Regions from separate parts of the Homo sapiens genome. Here regions 1 and 2 are each linked to region 3. The links are chromatin contacts, found by Hi-C or POLR2A ChIA-PET in ENCODE. All regions are on one chromosome and are shown on one strand. The core of a region is the stretch at or near the end of the contact, and the rest is flanking DNA. Distances in the headings are between cores, read along the strand shown.

What was found. A loop is a pair of places that touch in the nucleus more often than their neighbours do. ChIA-PET counts read pairs that join two places held with the same protein, here RNA polymerase II (POLR2A). Pooled maps may share reads with other maps.
Region 1: a loop to region 3 is called in a map of CD4-positive, alpha-beta memory T cell, with 2.7 times the contacts of the local background. The contact joins two enhancer-like sites. A Hi-C loop is called at or near these places in 1 of 168 maps with a recorded cell type or tissue (CD4-positive, alpha-beta memory T cell) and 5 of 50 pooled maps. POLR2A ChIA-PET finds 5 or more read pairs at or near these places in 2 of 52 experiments (BJ and activated naive CD4-positive, alpha-beta T cell).
Region 2: a loop to region 3 is called in a map of transverse colon, with 3 times the contacts of the local background. The contact joins two enhancer-like sites. A Hi-C loop is called at or near these places in 1 of 168 maps with a recorded cell type or tissue (transverse colon). POLR2A ChIA-PET finds 5 or more read pairs at or near these places in 1 of 52 experiments (PC-9).

What each region holds. Positions count from the first base shown.
Region 1 is chr13:44,269,269-44,274,112 of GRCh38, forward strand. No RefSeq gene overlaps it. Among named protein-coding and RNA genes, the nearest start is that of MIR8079, 75 kb to the left of the region's middle. Within about 2 kb of position 2,848, at least 14 of the 41 ENCODE cell types and tissues checked have a DNase peak (open chromatin) inside an H3K27ac peak, as active enhancers do.
Region 2 is chr13:44,216,744-44,221,595 of GRCh38, forward strand. No RefSeq gene overlaps it. Among named protein-coding and RNA genes, the nearest start is that of MIR8079, 23 kb to the left of the region's middle. Within about 2 kb of position 2,247, at least 22 of the 41 ENCODE cell types and tissues checked have a DNase peak (open chromatin) inside an H3K27ac peak, as active enhancers do; they include PC-9, where a contact is called at or near this core.
Region 3 is chr13:43,905,640-43,910,382 of GRCh38, forward strand. No RefSeq gene overlaps it. Among named protein-coding and RNA genes, the nearest start is that of LACC1, 28 kb to the left of the region's middle. Within about 2 kb of position 2,897, at least 2 of the 41 ENCODE cell types and tissues checked have a DNase peak (open chromatin) inside an H3K27ac peak, as active enhancers do; they include PC-9, where a contact is called at or near this core.

The DNA.
Region 1 (4,844 bases), core at 1,598-4,097, 360 kb after region 3:
TCATTCCCTGGGGTTCAGTCCTTCTGGGAACTCTACACAACCATTTCTGCCCATGTCTTATTGCTAACCTGGGGTGTGGACAGAGAAGGGTGAAAATGCTGTCACTTGGTGGGTTCACCAATCTCTAACAGCCCCCCAGGCTTGGGATATCGTCTGCTCCCTCTCAGCTTCCACTTGACACCCCAAGATCCCTCATGTCTCTCTTCTCTGGGAGTTCACAATCTAAAAGACCTGTTGGAAAGAGAAACTTGGGATAAAATGAATAAAGTACAACAGAGTCTCACCCAACTGTATTCCTCTACCAGAGGACAGACCACAGATTACTGTCTTAACATATACCCTGACACACCAGCTGTGTGCCTTGGCTTGCTAATGTTTCTTGTAAATACTAATGTAGCAACATAATTTTGGTGAATCTAGGGTCCTGGTTATCTACTTAATCAGGCTTCAAAGTGCTTTATTTTCAGTGCACAGGGAAGAACCCTAACTGCTTACATTGTCTTGCTGACAGAAAAAGCTGATCTTATTTAAGAGTGGCAAGCATTACCTGGGCCCAGTTGGATACAGATATATCAGAAATGTATGTGTCTGTTTGTACACCTGAAAGCATCTCCCCAAAAGGGGGCTTTCAGCACAGGTGGCTTCCACTGCCCTCCTCCATCCCATCCTCATAGCAGACTGCCAAGAACCCTCTGGGTTACATGCACGTACATAGGCCCAGAATTGGTGGTGTGGAGGCAGGGACAGACAAGAGGACAGCAAAGAAAATAGACAAAAGGAAGACCCTGGACAAACTCATCCCCCCTTTATCAAATAATCTTAAACTATATTCACGTGTGTTATCTCTTTTGATCCTCACGACGACCCTGGGAAATAGAACTGACAATTTCCTTAGAGATGAAGAATCCACAACAGGCAAGAAGTAATTTACGTGCCCAAGATCATCCAAAGAGCATGTGAGGAAACTACACAGCAGTGTGATTGTCCCAATCCCTGGCTACAGTTGCTTCTTTTCATTAATGATGATGCTTCTCCTCCATAAAACTCAGCCCAGTCGCAAAGTCATTTTCATATCTATTGCATCATTTAATTCTCTCCCAAAAATCTAGAAGGAAAGCACTATTATCACTGCATGGGAGACAAAAGGTCAAACTGATGGTTGGCCCATAGTGACAGGAACATCTAATAAATAAAAAAGGAATTCTGGTCTCCAAATTCTCTGCTCCTTCCTCTACCTCCGAACTGTCTTTCCATGGGGCTCTATTCCATTGTCATTTGACTACCAAAAACATCATCCTCCAGAATCAGGATGACCGCACAGCATCAAATATGTGCCTACTGTGTCCCAGGCACTGTCCTCACATTGAGAATACAAAAGGCAATGAAAGAACCCCTTATGGGGGTCAAAGATCAGTGGGGGAGGCAGACTCGTGAACAGATAATTTGCTGTAAGCAACTAGTGCTGTAATCGAGGCATGCACGAGTACTCTGGAAATTCAAAGTCAGGGAGATTCACTCCACCTGCCCGGGAAGAGGGTGGAGGTGATGGGGCTCCAGGAGGCTTCAGTGGTGGTACTGACGCTTTCCACAATATTACCCAAACTTGGGAATCAGCTTACACACGACGCAAAAGCCCAGAGAACAAAAATAGTTTTACCTCCCGCAGTTTAGTGAGAGTCATGGAAATTACAAGTGCAAAAAAGCACAAAAGAGAGTGATCAGCTATACTGCTGACTTTTTCCTACTTTTGACAACTTAAATGAAATTGTCCTGAGTCATACTTACTACAACCTTTGACATTTCTTAGACTTTTAACAGGTACAAATCCTCAGCAGCCATGTTGTTTATCTAAATTCAGCCCAGAGTCTGTGTCATGGTTGCCATTATATCCTGTGCAAGGAACATGAAAGGGCCAAATTTAGTAGCAGATGATGAGTGTCAGGTCCAGGAGTTTCCGAGAAGCTTATGAAATCCTCTGTCTTGTTTACACTACATTAAAATCTCCCTTCCCCAAGCCCGTCCTTCTCCGAAGGCTGAGGTGCTTATCCTGGAGCCACTACTTCCTGCAGCTTGAAGATGAGTAAACCATACCCGCCTGCCCCAGGGGTACCCTCTGGGATTCTGGGCAGCTCAGGGAATCTGCCCTGCTGGCATCATCATTTCCCTGAACCAAGTTCCCAAAACAACACAGTAATGACAGAAGAAAACCAAAGTGGCATAGATGGTACAGGTATACATAGCACCTGGCCCTGGGTTATCTTAAGCAGGTGGTCTTCCACGTAAATCCAGGGGACAGACAGACACAAGAGAGTTACAGACTAGCCCTTGTCTAAGGTTGGGTGCATTTTCCTAATGGGATACCACATGCCTGGTTACAGCAACCTAAGGAGAATGACTGAATTGTTCTGAGCTCAGGAAGAAACATTAAAAAGCTGGCTGCAGTTTGTTACATCCCTAACTTGTCCAGATATTAATATTTTAAACAGCAGGACTGACAATCCTCTTGATCTCTTGATACTCATCTATTAACAAAGTAATTTTTCCCCTGTGGCACTCAAAAAAATCTTTGCGTTTGAATTTTTTTAAAAGTCATGGCTCACAAATATTTTGTAACATTTGCACCCCGTTCTCTAGAAGGGATCACTCCCTTGTTCTCACTGTTTTACTGGCCTCCTGAGTGCTATGCCCACATACAGCAGTAATCTAATTTCCATCTGGTCAACCTCCAGGAGCTATTTTGAGTCTGGCCTGAATTTAGTCCACTTTTCCTGCCAGTGCAGACTCAGGCCCTCTACTCTCCTGGGGCTCTTTTCTCTAAAGAAGCTTTTGAAAAATACAGGCTTCCTACAGGGCCAGGGTCACTGCCCATCTCAGCTTGGAGTGGTGCCAGGAGATGCTAAGTACTACCCTACTTGCCACTGGGGAAAGACAGGAAAGGCAGGAGCTGGCCTTCCCATCCTCAGCTCTCACGGTTCTTGTCTCTCTCCCTGGCTCTGCCCCCAGCCATTTGCTCAATCCTGCAGGATGCTGAGTGCACCCTGCTAAGTGTCTGATCCTTTGCTCCCATTTGACCCTGTGCCTGGAGTGTACTTGCAGTTGTCTAGCTAACTCCTGCTGGCCTCTTCCTCATCCCCAAGATGGCTCAGGTACTCCTCATTGGTTTTTCTTTAGCCTCTGCCACATCAGGGCATCCACCTCACCATCTAGAACCAGCCCTTTTACTTGTCTGTCTCCCACCCCTTCATGCTAGACTGTGATCTCCCTGAAAGTGACACTGTGCTCTGTTATCCCTCGCATCCTAAGTACCAGACACATAGAAGACGTCCCATATACTTTTGCTGAATTGAATTCAATTGCCCTAGAAAAGAAAAGTGCCTAGAGGAAATGATTAAAAAAAAAAAAAAAAAAAAAGGAGGATTGGAAGAAGTGAAAAGAAAAAAAAAAGCATTTGGTGGAAAGTCAGAGGGCACCTCCAAACACTGCCTCAACTGTCATGCTTGACTTTGTAAGTGGACTAACACCAAGCTGATGATGAATCAGTCGGAAACGATGATGCTATCTCCAACCCCTACTGCCTAGAGAAAGGGTTTCCAAGTCCAGTACCTCCAGGGGCAAGTAGGCAACCTCACTGTGAGGAAGTCAGCCAGATATGAAACAGCAGGGAGTGATGGAATCATGGAAACCCTGTGCAGAGAGCCTCCTAGACCAAAACATTCAAATTCAAATCCAAATGCAGGCAAAGCCAGCCTGAGGTCCCGATTCATGCTCTGCTGGCCAGATCTAGAAGGATAGTGCTCTGCATTGCAAAAAGTACCTCTAGCCTGGAACAGGACCTGTCCTCTTTGATTTTTCTACATTTCACAGGTTTAAATTAAGTACACTCAAAGGTGTTATTTGTAGCAATATCCTAACTACATTGAACTACCATTTAACATGCTGTTTCTACGGGAAACATGTATTGCAAGTTCTAACTCTAAGTGCTAGGAGTGTCCCAGCATCCATCCCATCTTTGGTGATGACAGCATCCATGGAATCAACATCTGAGGTACAGAACGTCACTGGGGAGGCCAGGAGAAAGCTCCTGGGTGCAGATAGCTTGTGATGGCTCCATATCTCTGTATATATCTCAACACGACCCTCACACTCGATACTCCAGGCATGTCCACCTATCTACAGAGGGCCCGCCATCCTCATTTCTTCACCACTGCTGTGTGCCATGCTACATCCTCTGCCTCACCTTCACCCAGCTGCTTGTTTTTATCCTGTGGGCCACTTCTTTTCCTAACCTCTTCCCCGCTCTGTTGTCTGACACTCCAAAGCCACCAGAGCATGTTGTACTTTCCCCAGTGTGGTGCTTCTCCACACTGGATTGTGACTGTCATTTGTGGTCAGCATCTCCCCCAGACTGGTAGGAGGAGGAGAGGGTCGGACTCTTCACAGCAGTATCCCCAACACCTGACTGGTGTCACATGCTTCGTGGCCAGCATTGAATGAATGAGCAAATGTATTAACAAAAAATTGAAGGAATGAAGAGATAAAGCAACTTTTTGCGCTAAATCACTGGTATTCTCAAATGGGTCACATGACACACTGTCCTCTCAAGGGACAGAGACAAAGCTTGCATCTGAAACTCCCCATACCTGCACATTCATTGCTCAGTTAACCTTCACAATAACCAACATGAGGTATTTCTTTTACAACAATAAAAAAGTAAATTGATGACTAGAGATATTGAATAAATTGCCCAGCACCATAAAGCTAGTAAATGGCTGAACCCTGAACTCCAACCCAGCTCCCCTGACTGCAAAACCTGTGCTTTCCCACCACACCGGGCTGGCCAGGGG
Region 2 (4,852 bases), core at 997-3,496, 310 kb after region 3:
CTATGTTATGTTGTCTTGATCACTATTTTGTATACCTGGGAACCAAAGCAAGGGTTGAGAACAGGGGCCCCATCCATTAATAAGCACTGCACAATTGGCTAGGTATGAACTGTCCAGAGCCTGAGTTAGAAAACAGGAAAAGGAGACATTCCCAATATCCTCTGATCCTTCCCCAAAACCCCATCATCCAATGTCACCATCAATGAACATTCTGAAGAATTATCTTAAGTTATAGTTAAGTTTCTCTAAATTAAGTAGTATCTTTTTTGCTTAAGGTGTTTCCTTCCTCTTCCCCTGTGCTCCTTTTCAGCTAGTTTTTTGTTTATTTGTTTTTTGCTTTTAAGACAAAGTCTCCCTCTATCGCCCAGGCTGGAGTGCAGTGGCATGATCTTGGAGCACTGCAACCTCTGCCTACCAGGTTCAAGTGATTCTCCCACTTCAGCCTCCCCAGTAGCTGGGATTACAGGCACCTGGCCCCATGCCCAGCTAATTTTTGTATTTTTAGTAGATACAGACATGGTTTCTCCATGTTGGCCAGGCTGGTCTTGAACTCCTGACCTCAAGTGATCTACCCGCCTCAGCCTCCCAAAGTGCTGGTATTACAGGCGTGAGCCACCGTGCCTGGCCTTTTCATCTAGTTAAATCCTACGTAACAACACCATCCAATAGAATTTTCTGCAATGACGGAAACATTCATTATCTGTGTTATGTAATACGGTAGCCACTTGCTGCAGGTGGCTAGTGAGCACTCGAATATGGCTAGCGCAACTGAGAAATGGAACTTTTAATTTTATTTACATTTAATTTATTTAAACTGAAATGCCAACATGGGGCTAGTGGCTACCATATTGGACAACATAGCTATATAACTTTCCATGAACTCAAAATTCACTTCCTCAAGGAAAATTCCCTTCATCCTCCTTCCAAAATTAGGCCTCATCTGCCCACTCTATGCTGTCTAGAACCTTCTTCTTTCATAAAGTCAATGAGGATTATAATTTTGAATAAGTTTGTGTGTATTACAAGTTTAATGTCCATTTCCCCTGGTAGAACAAGCTCTAGGAGAGTAGAGACGATGTCTCAGTTACTACAATGTGTGATACTTACTCAGTGCTCAATAAATATTTATTGCAATAATGAATGAGGCCAGATGTGGTGGCTCACGCCTGTAATCCCAGCACTTTGGGAGGCGAAGGCGGGCAGATTCCCTGAGCTGAGGAGTTCGAGACCAGCCTTGGCAACATGGCAAAACCCCATCTCAACTAAAAATACAGAAATTAGCCAGGTGTGGTGGCACATGCCTGTAGTCCCAGCTACTCGGGAGGTGGAGGCAAGAGAATCACTTGAACCCAGGAGTCAGAGGTTGCAGTGAGCTGAGATTGTGCCACTGCGCTCCAGTCTGTGTGACAGAGTGAGACTCCATCTCAAAAAAAAAAAATGAATGAATGAATGATCAAATGATCGTTAAAATATTCTATAGGATTATATACCGTATATATGCTTATTAAATAGTTGATCACAGAATGCAATCATATAATAAATAATCCTGGGAGGCTAACTGCTGTAATCAACAGAAACTGGGACTGACAGGGAAGGTAAGAATTTGACATGTTCAGTTTTGGGTATGTGAAATTTGAGATGCCAGATCAAGTGCATTAGGCCCTTTACCTTATTGTCAACTAAAATCGTAAAGGCTCTTCTAATTCATGAGAACATCCCACATCTCCTCTCTCTTGCACTTTGTAGCTAAGAGAAAAACCATTCACCCTTCTCATTAACATTTCTCATTCTTCCCTGAATGTTATGTTCATTGTTCAGCCTCTTGAAGTTGCTCTAAATCCTGAGTTTATGAGTGTACTTATCTCCACTCCCAGCTTTGCATTGTGTCAGTATTTATTTAACGTATTCCCAAAGCTGTTAATCCAGTTAATTGGTAAACATTGGCTATGTCAGAACCTGTAGCACAGTACCGAAGGAAGGCCTCCAGATAGATACCAAAATGCACGAATCAGCAGCACCCTTTGGATATGTCCTTTCACTCATTAAGTAAGCCCTGCCTGGAATGGAACTTGAGCCATGTCTGTTACTCTGGCCTCATGGAGCACCTGGGAGCTCACTAGCAAGCTCCTTAACTCTCTCCTGCTCCAGCTCCTTCTCAGCACTGTTGTTTCCTTCTTCTCCTAACAGATAAGTGGAAATTGGAGGGCCCCGTGGGCCTGCCTGAATCCAACTGCCACACCCCGGGCAAGCAGAGGGCCAGGGCCCTTTGCCCAAGTTTCCTTACAAACCCATGAAGGACAGTTTCAGAAAGCAGCACTCTAAAGGCACTCAGTGTCAGAGCCAAGGTAAACAGCCTGGGACACAGCTGCCGGTCCAACCGGGGTTAGGCAACGTGGACAGCCAGCGTGGGAAGCCAAGAGAAGCCGAGGAAAGAAAGAGAAGGGAGGTTTGAAGGGGGCAGTTGAGAGGGAGGCTTTGGCAGTTCTTGACTTCTGCTGCCATTGCAGTGGGCTTTGGAAGCCTTGAAAGGGACCGTAAAGATGAGAGCCAAGGAGGTGGCCACCAGAGGATGCATTTGATTGGGAATAGACAAAAGAGGCATCATCCTCACTTCAAAGCCATTTATCAAACACAGCAAGTGTGCTCTGCATAAGGATAAAGACCACCAGCTCTAGCATACATCTCAGGGTCCCAGAGAGGACAGGCAGACACCTCCCTGCGAACCCTAAGGCCTTACTGGGCAGCTCCCGACCTGGACAGGAGAGTTGGCACCACTAGCATACCGCCCTCCCTATTCTGCCTCCCTGAATTCCTTCTCAGCTTCTAGAAAGGGCAAACGGTCCTTCCATTACCAAAAGGCCCCCAACCACCACCCCTCCACTTCACAGAAAAACCATCACATGTTAACAGTCCTCACTGTTCTCTGCATGTTACATCACTGCTGACTTCTTTTAGTTTTTTCAAAAGCCCTAAAAACTGCTACCAGGAAATGAATAAGTCTACGTTGGATAATCCATAGCAATCTCATTTACTGTGAACAAGAGCCACAAACAGGACAGTGTGGTCATCTCTCAAGGGTGTTGGTGACCGGTCGGGTGATTCCCAGAAGAGATCAAAGCCAGGCAGAAAAGATGGCAAATGTAGCAGCTAGTGTAGTCAGTGGGTTGTGATTTGGCTGGAGCTGAGGCAAGGGAACGTCTGAAGCGAATGAATAAAACCCTGCACAGCTCTGAGAATGCCCGTGGCCTGGCCTGTGCTGTTGTTACATTTATATCTAATTCATGGAGTTGGTAACTGAGTGGTCGGGGCCCAGCCAGACTGCAGCAGCCTGTGCAGTTCCCCCAGGAGCCCGTTGGCCAGGTTTACCTTGCCTAGTTTCATCTCAAAGAAAAACATCGATTTAACAAATATCAAACCTTGGACCCCTGAGACATTGAAGCAATCAGGTTCTGTGGCCTGTAGGAAGCTTCTGCAATGCCAACCTGCTAAATGGTACCAAATGCCCAAACATTAGTCATAGGCACTATTATCAATGACCTACTGCATGCCAAGTGCTTGTATATAAACTGTTTCACTTGATCCTATTCCAAAATCTCTCTCCTGTCATCCTCACAGGCAACCGCTCTCATTGAAGTCATGATTTCTGCCTTTATCTCTGACTGGATTTCCCTGACTCATCCACACATAGCCTGAATAAACTTGGAAATGTATAAATATGAGCAAGTCATTCCCCTTCTTAAGACTTTATGCATTGCCGGTTTCCTTTGGGTCACATCTGCTCTCCTGGGCTCAGCATTCGAGGCCCTCTGTTGCTGCCGCTGCCCTCCTCCTGTCCCTCGGCCTCTCTTCTTATGCCTACCCTGAGTAGGTGCACCCCTGTGCCTTTCCAAGAGAACTTCCCCTGCTTGTGGCCACCGGAGAGTTCAGGTTCCTCCTTTGGGATCGCTGGCATCCTACTTTTCTCCCTGAGACCTTTCCTGACTTCACCCATTGCAGTGAGTCTCCCATACCCACGGTGAGGCAAACTTGGCAGCTTGTCCTTCAACCAATTGCACTCACTACACCCCTCCTTAATCATTCATTTCTTTCATTCTCAAAGGAGTTGATATCCTCAAGGGAGCCAGAAGTGGTTCTTGGTCAAGGGAGGCTGGAAAAATTTTGTTCTTTTTATTATAAATCACAGATATGCATATAGTACACAAATACAGTATATCTGTGATATTAAAATTTCACAGGATAGAGAAGGGAAGATTATGAAAAAATGTCTACCAAGGCTCCTTAGAGGCCAATAATGAAAAAAAGATTGAGAAATACTAAACCGGTTTGTTTGTATGTCTTCCTCACCAACTGGACCGTGAGTCCTCTGTGAATCCCCAGAGCCAGTGGAGTGCCTGACACATGGAGTGCTTTTGAAGAAATGTTGGCTGTTGAAAGCTGAATGCATGCATGCATGCATGAATGAATCCTCCCAATACTCCCGAGGGGTGGCATTGCTGCCCCATTGGGAAAGATAAGAGAACAGATGCTAAATGCCCTCCTCCAACACCATCAAAGTCCCAGAGTTAGTAAGTGCTGCAGTAGAAACTTTAAATTCAGAACTTCTAGACTCTAAACCCAATACTTTCACACCTTACTTTGGTGTAATTGATAGAATTTACACAAAAATAGGATAATACATTTACCAACTTGCCTTTAACCTTCAAGAATGCTCTGGTTGGAATATCCTAAGCCAATTTGCATATCCAAGAAGAACCTTAGGAAATCATGCCTATGGTCATATAGACTCCAGCAAAAATGCCTCAGCACCACAATGAGTTTTGGTGGGAATGGTGGCCTAATGAGGTGAAGCTGT
Region 3 (4,743 bases), core at 1,647-4,146:
AGTATGTACTCAAGAATATTTACTGTTTCTAGTTGCCTCAATCTAACGGAATTTAAAGATGTCAAACTTTTTTTATCTGGAAAATAGCCATTGTAGTGAATCTTAAGAAACAGTATTGTCTGAATGCAAGCTCCTCCCTAGAGATGATTATGGAGATTATAATAATGTTAATATTATATACTTCCTACCATTTACTCTCAATCATATTCTTTCTTCTGCCAACAATACTCTTAGCATGAGAACTGGTAAATACCTATTATCCTACCTCTTATTTCTGTAACCTATCTCTTAGTTCTAAGGAACTTGCCTGGTGATAGACTTTTCCCTTTCTCCATTTTGTTTCTTAAATATCATACCCTCTCCACAGTGAAATCAAGAGATAGACCTTTAAGCTTCTGTATAGTACCATATGTACCCCTTTAGTTCTGCACTACCTCCTAGACAAATAGAGCAGATTCTAGATATTCACATAGTCTTGCAAAGTCATATGGTTCTCTTTCACTTAAATTAATTCTGTCTGAAATGCAGAATGGCACCAATTAACTTGCTCTACGTAAGATTGTCTTCAATGAAGAGAGGGAAAACCTTCCAAGAAATTAAATTGTGTAATCAGGTAGGACTACAACTATGAGAAGAAATCACAAAAATAAACATATTTTAAAAACTGAAAATAAAATACTAACTTAGTTGTGTTAGATGGTGAAATTATGAAAGCTTTTGTTTCCTTTTTCTGCATTTGTGTAGTTTTTCCTATATTTTCTTTAATGAACTATACTTTTTTCAAATAAAAAATATATAACTGCTCTTAAGCCATCTTTTATCTTCCTCCTGCCTCAAAGGAAAGATTCTTGCTTTTAAAATATCCTATCTAGTTTTCTGCTATCTAATTTTCCAAAAGATATTTAGTAATAGTTTGACGTTTCCTTGCATCTCCGAACATGGCACTAGTTTCTGATGAGTGTGATGGGAGATTTGACCCATTTTTTAAAATAAACTTTTTACAGAGAGTTGCACAGATAGTGCAGAGTTCCCATACACCCAACACTCAGTTTCATTTATTAGAAACATCTTACATTAGTTTGGTACATTTGTTGTGATTAATGACCCAATATTGATACATTATTATTAACTAAATTCCATACTTTATTCAGATTTCCTTTGTTTTCACCTAGTGTTCTTTTTCTGTTCTAGGATCCCATCCAGGATAATTTATTACAATTTATTTGTCATATCTCCTTAGATTCTTCTTGGCTATCACAGTTTCTCAGACTTTATTTTTCATGACCTTGGCAGCTTTGAGGAGCACTGGCCAGGTATTTTGTATTAACAGAATGTCCTTCAATTGGGATTTGTCTGATGTTTCTCTCATGATTAGGGTGAAGATATGGATTTGGGGGAGGAAGACCACAGAGGTAACGTGCTATTCTCATTACCTCACATGGAGGGTATGTGCTACCAACCTGACTTAGCATTTGTTGATAGTCTGACTGAGGCAGTGTTTGCCAGGTTTTTCTATCACAAGGTTACTCTTTCATTGGCCTTCCCATACTACACTCTATAGCAGTGTGTGCAGAGCCCACACTTAAAGAGTGGAGGGTTGTGTTTCACACTGTGACGGTGGAGTATCTACATCAATTATTACAAATTCTTCTATACCTGAGATTTGTCTACTCTCTCCCATTATTCAATCATTTATTTAAGTTAGTATGAACTCATGGATATTTATTATATACTTTAGATTATAATCTAATATTATTTTATTTGTTTTTCTTAAATTGGCCATTGGTGCTTTTTCAGTTGGGTTCCTGTGTCCCTTTGACGTACTCCCACTATTGTGGGGTGTGATTTTAGCACGCTGCTACTTGCTGGCACTACTAGTACTTCCGAATCATCTTATATAGCCCCTCCCTGGTCCCTAAATTGGATAATGCTTTTTAACTCTCATCATAAAGATCAGTATTGAAAAGGACACACTGAGTGTCTATTGCATAAAGACCTTGTATTAGGAATACGACTTTTTAAAAAGCCTCCTTTTGGATAGATCTTTTGCTTTAGCTGAGAAAATTAGACAAATACATACAATAGCATAATCCCATTTATTAAACATAATATTAGCCTAAAAAGAAAAAAATCCACATAGCAGTGTGTACTCACCCTTCAAACCCCACCTGTGAGTATGGCCTGGATACTCATAGGAAGGGGTCAAATGTGCTGTGTAGGAGGGGATTCGGAGGCTGGACAAAATAGGAGGAATGTCATCTAGAAAGCTATCATTAGAAACATCTGGCTAAAGAGAAACAATGATGACATAATCAGAAGAGAACTTAGAACCAGCAAGTTTCCTCCAGCTGTGAGTTCAAATTCAACTGCCAGAAGTGTACATATCACTCCTGACAGACCCTCTGATGTTGTGACTCTTCAAGGACTTTTGAACTCAGCTAATAATTTTTCAAATAAAAATCCCAATATACATATATAACAAAAAAGATATGTAAAAATTTCTTACAGTTATATTTGAGTTTTTGTTGAGTTTGTGCTATATATAACATATTGTTATATATATATAATTTATATATAAAAAACTCAAATACTATAACTGTAAGAAATTTTTACATATCATTTTTTTTAGATAAATAAACTAAAACCCCAATATAAAGTCAGGAATGGTAGAGCTGGGAGAGAGGTCTGTGACCTCCTGGGAATCACTCGACAGTTAGTGTGAAACTAGATGCCAACTGTCTTGACCTTTGGATCAGAGCTTTTTTCATCACAGAGCTTTGCTTCATTGAATAATTTATTTACACATTCCACTCATCCATTTATTCTACAAAAAAAATTTAATAGCTCCTTCATGCCTGACACAGTGCTCAAGTTTGTAAGTACAAATTTTGAGAGTTTGCACTATTGTAAAGAATTGAATAACAAAATTAGATAAACTGCCACCAGGTGGCATAAATCCTCATACTGGCAAGGACGTTTGTAGGTAATTTGTAGTAACTATTCAGTTTTTCCTCTTAGACTTTTTTTTTCTTTTTCAAATTCAGATGGTGAGAACTGGTCTGAATGTACAATTCAGTCTTACTGTTTTCCATCAAGGTGTCACCAATCTTCCAGTCTCCCAGGCAGAAGTTTTTGAGGTATGTTTTGGTTTCATCTTCTACTTATTGAGTCACAGCTTATTCAGATTGGCTACTTTCCTCATCTTTAGCTCCTTTATAAAAACCTTCAATTTAGCAGTGTCAGGGAAAAAAAAAACTACCTTGGGTTGTTCTTAGCCTACTGCAAGTTCACTGCTGCCTCTGCTCCTGCTGTTCCATTTCCCTGAAATTCCTTCTTCTAAACTCTTTCATCATTGACTCACCAATGTTCAACAAATATTTGAGTGGTTGTTATGGTGATGCTGATATATGAAATGCCAAACTATATACTTTCCTCACATGCCAGCATCTGCTATGTCCCTCCCTGCCCTTCTGACAGTAGAGAAGTTCTAGTAGGTTAAATGCGTATACGATCAAATAATTGCTATATTAGGGGCATTTACCAGCCATCGTGGTGACCAAAGTATCAGCTTTGCAGAGGTGATCAAGAAATAAATTGGTCCTTGGTTTAGATATAGAGGTAAGTCAACTAGTTTAAATGGATACAGGGTCAAATATTGTCCTACACAGTGAGATAAAATGCATTGGCACTTCAAGTCTGACAATTTTAGACTCTGAAATTTTAGATGGGAAGAAGGTATGATGCATATAGGCAAGTGGCCAAAGTTGATTTTAAAAAGAAAGGCTGAAACCAGATTAAAAGGGCCCTTGAAGGACATGCAAAGAAGTTAGGACTTTATCTTTTAGGCATTAGAACCATTACAAGATACAGAAAGGGGATGATGTGAACAGATTTGCATTTTAGATCCTCTCTGGCTGGATGTGGCATGGATTGGAGAGAGGTGAGACCAGATATGTGCAACCAGCTGGGAAATAACCCTAGAGTCTGGGTGGGTGGGGATGTTAAGGCCTGAACCAAGTAAAATCTGTGCTGAAGGAGAGGCAGGGATGGATCTGAGACAGTCAACAGAATTTGGTGAGGAATCAAATATGGGAATAAGGAGAAAGTACTTTGTGACTGCCAGGTTCCTGGCTTAGGTCACTGAGTGAGGAGTGATGCCTTTAACTAGGCATAAAAGGATACAGGAGGCTGAGCAGCTTTTAGGGGGTGGTGGTGGTAGTGGTGGTGGTGGTGAATGTTTTGAGTTTACTTTGAGATGACTGTATGATTATTTGCACTAATCAATTTCATACATTAATATGTAGGTTAGAATGAAAGGTCTCAGTAAAGAAAACTTTCTTACTACCATTCATTCATCAATCGATTTGTCAGCCAAAAGTGCCTCCTTTATGTCTTATAAGGAGTTAGGTGCAATGGGTATTATGAACCTTACATCCCAAATTTTCCAAAGTGGTTTTATTTTTCTACAGTTTTTATTTTTGACAAATGCCATTCATTCAATATTTACTTAATATGACTAAATTTTTATGTCTTGTAAGACTTTTCTTACAAGTTAATAAATCACTAAAATGTTTACAGTATGAATTCTGCAAGTAAGGTATTTGTAGCCTAATCCAGAAGAACTCCATACTCACTAGAGAACCATTTAGTGGTAAACTGCAATGTTGTAAGGTTTCCGGGGCATCCAGAAAGTGGCTCTCATTTTGGGTAGGAGGAATTAGGAAGGGCTGCACCAAGAAGCTA